2 separate regions of the Homo sapiens genome follow, and region 2 is linked to region 1. Evidence: chromatin loops called from intact Hi-C (ENCODE). Cell type or tissue: psoas muscle. All regions are shown on one strand. Links, peaks and the distances in the headings refer to the core of each region. The heading gives the core; the rest is flanking DNA.

Region 1 (4,396 bases), core at 92-4,091:
CAGAGAGTCTCTCCCTCTGAGAGAGGGAGGGAAAGAAGGAGGGAGAGAGAGAGAGCAGGAAAAAATGACGATCAAGATAGAAGTCACAGTCTTTCTGTAACCTAATCTGGGAAGTGACATCCTACCACTTTTGCCATATACTATTCACTAGAAGCAAGTCACCAGATCTTCCCACACTCAAGGGGTAGCAGGGATTATACATAGAGTGTGCAAAACCATTGGGGGATCATAGGGAGCCATTTGAGAGGCTGCTTACTACAAGGATTATTCATTTATTCATTTCCAGAGTATTATGAAGATGAGGCAACAGAGAGAAACGACTCTTGGAGCTCTGTCCTTGGGGAGTCCAGAGAAAGGGTCACAGATAAAAATACAGTGTTGACTGGTTATGTTGCCACTTGCAGATGTTAGAGTCAGAACAGAACCCTAACTCTGGCCAACCAGTTTTCCAAACACATGTCCCTGGGAGAGAAAACATGGAGGAAGTTGATTAATAAAAGACCATGAACAGTTCTGGAAAAAATGTCCAAATGTAGAGCGCTGGCCATTCTGGGGAGTCAAATCTGTACTCAAAGGTCAGAGCATATGGACCATAGTCTGTAGAAAGCGACTTCGGGTATCTGGGTTATGATGTAAAAAGCACCTTTGGTAATTGCTACCCATGTCTCCAATGTGGGTCTGCACAGTACTGATGTCTAGGAAGGATTGCAGAGGTGGTTGATACAGACTGGTTTAGTTCTGCCTTTCACTATTGATTTCTTGTCCTGCCTCAGGCAAGTCACTTAACATCTCTTGCTCCCCCAGGATGTTGGGAGAATTTGTGAGGTAATATTTACGAAATGCTGTGTGATCCATAGGCAAAAAATCATCAGGGCAGAATCCTGGTCTAGTTATATGGATACAAATCTTAGGGATCAAATAAAAGGCCAAGTTAGCTGCATATTTTGGGGCTTTGGCTCTTTGCTGAGGTTGTAATTTTTTTTTTTTTTTTTTTTTTGAGACAGAGTCTTGCTCTTTCGCCCAGGCTGGAGTGCAGTGGCGCGATCTCTGCTCACTGCAAGCTCCGCCTCCCGGGTTCACGCCATTCTCCTGCCTCAGCCTCCCAAGTAGCTGGGATTACAGGTGCCCGCCACCACGCCCGGCTAATTTTTTGTATTTTCAGTAGAGACGGGGTTTCACCGTGTTAGCCAGGATGGTCTCGATCTCCTGACCTCGTGATCCGCCTGCCTCGGCCTCCCAAAGTGCTGGGATTACAGGCGTGAGCCACCGCGCCCGGCCGAGGTTGTAATTTTTTATAGTGGTATGCTGGTAAATGTTTAACAATCGACTCTCCAGGAAAAAAAGCCCTGATGTGTACATTTGCCAATTTCCGTGGTGTAAATAATGCTACCATAGCCGATTTCAAGCCAATATGATGTCACTGACCTTAGTGTTTGGAAAAGATGCACATAATCAGCTCCACAAGCCCCTAAGAGCTTGCCCTGGTGTACCACTGGGTGTGCTAGAACTTATTATCTTCAGATTAGTTTGAGCATCAAAAATTGTTTGTTTGTTTGTTTGTTTGTTTGTTTTGAGACGTAGTCTTGCTCTATTGCCCAGACTGGAGTGCAATGGCCCGATCTTGGCTCACTGCAAACTCCGCCTCCCGGGTTCACGCCATTCTCCTGCCTCAGCCTCCTTAGTAGCTGGGACTACAGGTGCCCACCACTGTGCCTGGCTAATTTTTCTTTTGTATTTTTAGTAGAGATGGGGTTTCACCGTGTTAGCCAGGATGGTCTCCATCTCCTGACCTCGTGATCCGCCTGCCTCGGCCTCCCAAAGTGCTGGGATTACAGGTGTGAGCCACTGCGCCCGGCCTCAAAAATAGTTATTTTCTAAATACAACGACTACCATTTATAAAGTTCCAAGTGCTTTAGGTACAGCATCTCTAATTTCACAACAATCCTGTGCAGTCCAAGTTATAACTTCCTTTCCATAGTAGCCAGCCTGAACTAAAGCTTAGGTCTATATAACATTTTCCACTTCATACTGCACTGCTACCTGATGTCTTTTATGATAAACACTAATGTATCTTCTTTTATATGTCTGATAAAAAGCTATTCCAAAATTTAGAGAAACCCCAGAATTTCTAGGCTGGGATATATCAAGTCCAGGTTAGTGATGACCCCTTGAACATTCCACCTAATTCAGGTTTCAAACCAAGTTGGAAGAATCTGTTAATTTTCTCTAGTTACCTAAGGAACAATTTAATTCCATTTCTGAAACTGCACTAGTGGGCATTTAGATTGAGAGATTTGGGAGCCCTACTCCTGCCCCCTAGGGCAAGTGGGAAACTTGTTGTATATCAGGCTCTCCCAGTAAGATAATTTTATCAAGCAGAGAGCTAGGAGGAGAAGCTGTAGGAACCAGACTCAAGGTAGTAATGAAAGCTTCCAGGGAATCCTCTGGAAGGGTAAACATGGAACTTGAACAGTGGAGTCCAAGCCTGGCTGGTCATCAGAATCACCTAAGGAGTAAATAAAAGAAAAAAGAAAAAAATTTTCTGAAGCCTGAGCCCTACTTCAGATATGTTGAGTCAGAATCTCTAGTGGGGGACTTGGGGATTTAATTTTTAAACACTCACTCGGTGATTCTTTGGAATTAGTCAAGTTTGGGAACCACTGAACCAGGCTTGTATTCCACAGCGGTACATTATGTTACTGATACCTTATAGGATGCCTTTTGTTTTTTTGTTTGTTTGTTTTTGTTTTTGAGATGGACTTTTGCTCTTATCGCCCAGGCTGAAGTGCAATGGCGCCATCTCGGCTCACTGCAACCTCTGCCTCCTGGGCTCAAGTGATTCTCTTGCCTCAGCTGGGATTACAGGCGCCTGCCACCACGCCCAGCTAATTTTTGTATTTTTAGTAGAGATGGGGTTTCGCCATGTTGGCCAGGCTGGTCTTGAACTCCTGACCTCAGATGATCCACCCGCCTCGGCCTCCCAAAGTGCTGGGATTATAGGCCTGAGACACTGTGCCCAGCTTGATGCCTTTAGTTTTGCATAAAGTTTTCACTCTAGTTGATTACTTTTTGAACTGAAGGATGGAAATAATGAGAACCATAAGGGAGTGTGACATGTGTCATGTGTGAGGGGTGTGAATGTGTGTGTGTGTATGTGTGTGTGTGTGTGTGTGAGAGAGAGAGATGGTTGGATAAATGTCGTTGCATGGTGTGATGTTGGGTCTGGGACCTTATTTATGAGTCTCAACAAGGTCACAGTGGCTATTCTGAAATGCAACAGCTGCTACTTCCACAGTTCGCTTCATAGCATTTCCTTAGACTGACCTTGCCATTTGTGTACCTTGTGCCACATGAATCCTGTCCTCAGAGGATTGAGTCTGGAGTAGACGATGTGACCCAGCCATGAGGTTGTCTGGCATGAGACCTCGGTCCAACAGTTGTGCCTGCTGGATACAGAGAGGCCAACTGATCGGATGCTTTCATTTGGGGTTCTGAGTGTAAAATATGCTGGCAGAAGCTGGGAAGCATTCAGTGAGAAGGGAACGAGCAGAAACCAGGAAGCAGTAGAAGCTTGAAGGAAGCAAGAGCTGTGAGGCAGTGAAGTGAGTAGAGACAGCAATTAGTTGGTGGCAGCAGGAGCAGAGGAAGGAAAGACGGGAGAGCAGCGGCCTTTATAGTGGAAAAATACGAAGGAAGGAAGGAAAGAAACAAAGGAGAAAGGAAGGAAGGAGAGAGGGAACACCTGTTTCAGAAGGAGAAGACAAAAAGACCAAGTCCTGAGAGCTGTTTCCTGGCTGCTTCCTTCCCTCAGAATTCTACCATCCCTTTGAATGAAGCCGTCTGACTCCTTGTCTGTTACTAGAGAGAACCTTACTAACCACAGTACAAGGCTTAGAAAAGGGTGAAAACACACGTCTCTTCCGACTTTCTCCTGGAGAATGTGTCCACAGTGGCAGAAGGCTGACCACAGAGGATCAGCACCAGTCTAGGAGAGGTATCCGCTAAAGGCTGATTAACAAGGCTGGGTCTTGCAACCACCTTCTTCTTGCTCAATGGCCTGGATAAAGAATTTGAGAATATACCTCCCAGGGCTGCAACTGACATTGAGTTGACTGTGATTGCAAAAGTGTTTCCAGATAGGAATTATCTGTAAAGGCCGGGGAGACATCTTTCTTTTGGGTTGTTTTGAGAACTAAGTGCACTGAAGAATCTAAAGTTCTTAACATGGTGTGGGGGCTACTAGTTGTCCCCCAATATCTGTTCCCCTCTTCTTCCATAGTAATGAAGCCCTCAGTCGTCAGATGGACATATGACCAACTGGAATAAAGATCTCATTTTCCAGCCTCCCTTTTGGGATCCACTGAGCCCAGGCCATGGGGTGTCAGTAAAAGTGTT
Region 2 (4,396 bases), core at 322-4,321, 140 kb after region 1:
ACGGAAAATAAAACTTCCTGGCAGATTGCTGTAAGTTTAAAGAAGATAATATATGCAAAACACCTTGTGTTAGTTTATGATACACAATATGTTTTTAATAAATGGTAGCCATTGTTACAAGTATTAGCACAGATATCTGAGAAAAATAGCAAGAGGCAGCAGCCACATTGTCACCAAAGCACATCCGCAAAATTTACTCAGGGCCCCTTTCCACTTGGGCATTGCTTTTCCCAGGTTCACAATTTGCATAAATCTGGGGTGCTCAAAATATCTCACAATTTAACAAAAAGAGAGCCTTCTGTTATTACTGCACCAAAAGCATAAAATGCCTTAAATAATACTGTTTGCTGGAAGCTGCTCACACCCAAAGGGAAGAAATAAACTTGCCAGCTCTGCCTCGCCTGGCCTAAACTTCTGCCCTTAAATGCTGTGGGTAATCTGGGGTCTCGTTGTCTTGTATTTGGAATCGCATATTCCAAATAGGCTGGAAAGGGGAGCCATCATACCATTTGTTGATATGCATAAGACATTTTCACACGGATATTATAATATGCAATTTTGTATTCTACTTTCTATTAGATCTTGTCATAGCATAGACAGTTAAATGGCTAAAATAAACAGTGCGTATACTTTACCAATTATTCTCAAATCAACTCAAATCCAAACCATTTGGGGAACTTCTCTCGGGGAGAAGTATCCTCTTGCCTTGGGGACAGTGGCATGAAAAGCTGGGATTTCCCTCCGGCTTCCTTGCCCCTCAAAAGCAGCAGCTCCTCAAAAGCAGGGAGGGAGGGAGAGAGAGAGAGACACTATCTGGCAGAACATGCTGGGAAGGCAACCGGTTAATCAAAAGGATTCCAATTTGGCTGTGGACTGCCAGACTCTCCTTCCCAACTCATAGAAAAAGAAAAAGGAGGAAGAAAGAAAGAAAGGGAAATAAAAAACGAAAAAAGCTGCAGCGCGGCTCTCCTTCAGCAATCTCACAAATGCAAAACCTTCCACTCTGGTGACTCCTCATTAGCTTCCCGAGGCTGACAGCATAATTATCGCAGCTGCTTCACTCTTAGAATAAATAAATATGAAAGCGGGTGTTTAAAAATTTTTTGAGAAGGGAAATTCAGTCATCTAGACAGTCGGCAGGACAAGTTTATTTAAAACTTTTAGATTCTTATGTATTTAGATCATTTCGGAACGAGATAATGAGATAGTTGTCTTTTTAGTCTAATTGAGTTCCTAAGCTCATGGCTGTTGGCTGTCACCCCTTTCAAACTTTGCTTTAACTTTCCTTCCTTTAGAAATCTGATCCTGGTGTCTCCATTTACTCTTCCTGGGCTGATAACCTGAAGGCTCAGTGCACTGGAGTGCAGAAAGTGACTTAATGGGATTGAGGGGCTAAATAACCTTTCACAGGAAACAAGATAATCAAATCTCTTTTACTTGCCCATAATCGCTAAAAGAGAAAGCACAAGCAAAAAAAAAAAAAAAAAAGGTTGAAAATTAAGCTATCATTTCAAAATGTCTTGTAATCTTCCGTGTCACGTGGGTTTTGCACTACTCTCCCACATCATCAATCCATCAGCTGGAGATGTTTAGTGCATTCAATTATTCAAAGTGCACACATCCTCGTGATTATGCGGTAATTTTAGCTCATGTGTATGTATAGAGAATTCATATCTTCAAAGCCCAGAGGATCACACAGCACTTTAAATTGAAGTTGCTAACTAACACGAAGTGCACTTAAAACTCTGACTAGGGGCACAATACACATACATTTCCGATTAAAGCAGATGATCTTTCCTTTTAAAATTAATTATGCCTATTTATTTTTTCCTTTCCCTCCTGCCCTTCATTCTCCCAGGACCAAATTTATATGAACCCTTGCATTCGGTGAGTTAGAAGCATTATAAAAATAAATATTCTGTCAACCTGGGGTAAAGAAAACTAGTGTTAACCCATCATGCAGATGGAGAAACTGAGGTTTATTACAGCCAAAACACATTATGTTGGGAAACAAAAAAGAAGAAAACTCAGGTCCTTTGACTCTCAATCCACAGCTCAGACTGCCTGTGCCATTTTGTTTTAACTTATTCTTTTAAACAACTAAGACAATATAACACCAGTTTAAAGAAAGCTCTGAGAAAGGAAAAGAAATGACCTACAACCCCCCTAAACTAGAATAGCATTTTTATTTTGTACACTACCTTTCAGTTTTGTTCATGTGCATATTAATTTTCAGAGATACTTTATAATATGCAATTTTGTATTCTAGTTTCTTATAGCTCATGTTACAGCATAAGAACTTTCATAATATCACACAATTCTATTAATGATCATTTAAAATGGTTACATAGTACTGTATGTTGAGTCAATATACCAACATTTGTCCAATTGTTTCTCTGGTGTTTAACAGTGACATTGCTTCTTTTTATTTAAAAAATTGTAAAACATTATAGACAACACTGCAATGAACATTTTCATTAATCTAGGTTTTAGGGTTTTCCCCCCTATTCAATTATTTCTTTGGATAATTTCCAGGAACAAAGGTATAGGGTATAAGGGTATGATCATTTTTATGGCTCCCGATATGCATGCTATAACACTTTGCAAAAGTTTCAATACCATCAGCAGAGAATCATTTTACCACAATCTCATCAACACTGGGAGCTATTAGGTTACAGGAAAAAACAACTAATTTAACGGTAATTTGTATTTTTTTAATCCCTAGTAAAGCAGTCAATTTATTCCATGTGTTGCTGTGCTCTTTTTGTTTCCTCTTGCATAAATTGCTATTTTATGCCTTCAACTCATTTTCCACTGGATTCCTTGATGTTTTCTTATAAAACTGAATGAGTCACAGGTGAAACAAAAACATTTATCACCATCGATTAAGAAATCTTGGCCAGACAAGGTGACTCACGCCTGTAATCCCAGCACTTTGGGAGGCCAAGGCAGGTGGATCACCTGAGGTCAGGAGTTTGAGACCAGCCTGGCCAACATGGTGAAACCCTGTCTCACTAAAAATACAAAAATTAGCCAGGCGTGGTGGCACAGGCAGGTAATCCCAGCTACTCGGGAGGCTGAGGCGGGAGAATTTCTTGAACCTGGGACATGGAGATTGCAGTGAGCCAAGATCATGCCATTGCGCTCCAGCCTGGGCGACAAGAGCAAAAGTCCATCTCAAAAAAAAAAAAAAATCTTAAAACCCAAGGCTGATTGCATATATTATTACAAGAAAAGAAAAGAAAAGAAAATAAACTAAAGTAAGATGGCATTGAGGAAGAAGTTGGTCCTGGGGTGTAAATCTCTATTCAACATAAATTGAGCCCTCTTAATTGTGAGATATTAAACACGCTACCTGGAGATGTGTGGAATCTTTCCCAGAAAAGCTTTAAAATAAACACAGTACATGAGAGAGTGGGAGGAGCACAGAACTGGGCATCAAGATCTTGGTTCTAATCTTGATTTTGCAGCTAAGTTCCTATGTGATCTTTAGCAAGAACAATGAATAGTAGGAAAGGAGTAGCTTTTAGGAGTCAGATTTGAAGTAAAATCTTGGCTCTACAACTTTCTAGCTGTGTGACTTCAAGCAATTAGCCTACCTGACTTCCAGCTGTCTAATCTGTAATATGAGGATAACAATTCCAGCCTCACCAATTAGTACATAGATTGATAATTTATATAAAGCATATAGATGTCCAATAAAAGGCAGGTACGATTATTCTTCCCTGGGCATCAGTGACTCAGCTATATAATGAAGGTATGGAATAAGTAATCTTTAAGATCCTTTATAAATAACTCTTTTCTGAATTATTTATCTTTACTTGGAGACTCAGCCATGAACGTAACAAATTTAACCAACTTAAGGGCTTGGTAGGGCTGAGGGACTTGGTTTTCCCAGACTTCTCCCAGCAACACAATGCTATGCAACCCCATAAACCACGTCTCAACCCAGTATCTCCTCTAACATATTGAAATGGATGGAGAACAACTTTGTGCATAGAAGGTGAGGAAGTGTGTTATGGAGGACATCTCCAAATTCGCTTCTTAAGGGCTGATTAATGGAGGATTTAAAAGGTGGACAGATTGGTCTGAGTTACGTTACAAACTCCTAGAAGTAGCACAGAGTCAAGAGGATGGCTGAGAATCTTCCCTCCCTCTTTTCCAACATCCCCAGCCCCTGAAACCTGGCCTCATAGAATGACAAAATATTCTGGTTCAACTTTGAATAGAATACACAAAAAAACCAATAAACAGAATAGGTTTGAAATTACGTGGAAGCATTCAGAGTGAAACTAAGCTTGATTAGTACATGTTAAAGAATGTTTAAATTGTTGCAAAAAGGCATACGATGGTAAGAAAAACTACAATGGTATATGAGTTAAGACTGAGCCACTAT

The links. A loop is a pair of places that touch in the nucleus more often than their neighbours do. Peaks named below come from ENCODE experiments on the same cell type or tissue, not always from the same donor. Only the 100,000 strongest peaks of a DNase experiment are listed, where the experiment ranks them.
Region 2: a loop joins it to region 1, with 2.5 times the contacts of the local background. A loop is called at or near these places in 20 of 110 quality-filtered maps.

The regions. Positions count from the first base shown.
Region 1 is chr2:202,025,635-202,030,030 of GRCh38, reverse strand. No RefSeq gene overlaps it. Among named protein-coding and RNA genes, the nearest start is that of FZD7, 6.0 kb to the left of the region's middle. In psoas muscle, for the core only: no CTCF peak of the experiment used is centred there; no DNase peak of the experiment used is centred there; H3K27ac peaks cover 1,845 bases.
Region 2 is chr2:201,885,126-201,889,521 of GRCh38, reverse strand. The region is part of intron 12 of CDK15 (cyclin dependent kinase 15); the gene reads right to left. Among named protein-coding and RNA genes, the nearest start is that of CDK15, 81 kb to the right of the region's middle. In psoas muscle, for the core only: no CTCF peak of the experiment used is centred there; no DNase peak of the experiment used is centred there; H3K4me3 peaks cover 1,278 bases; H3K27ac peaks cover 2,750 bases.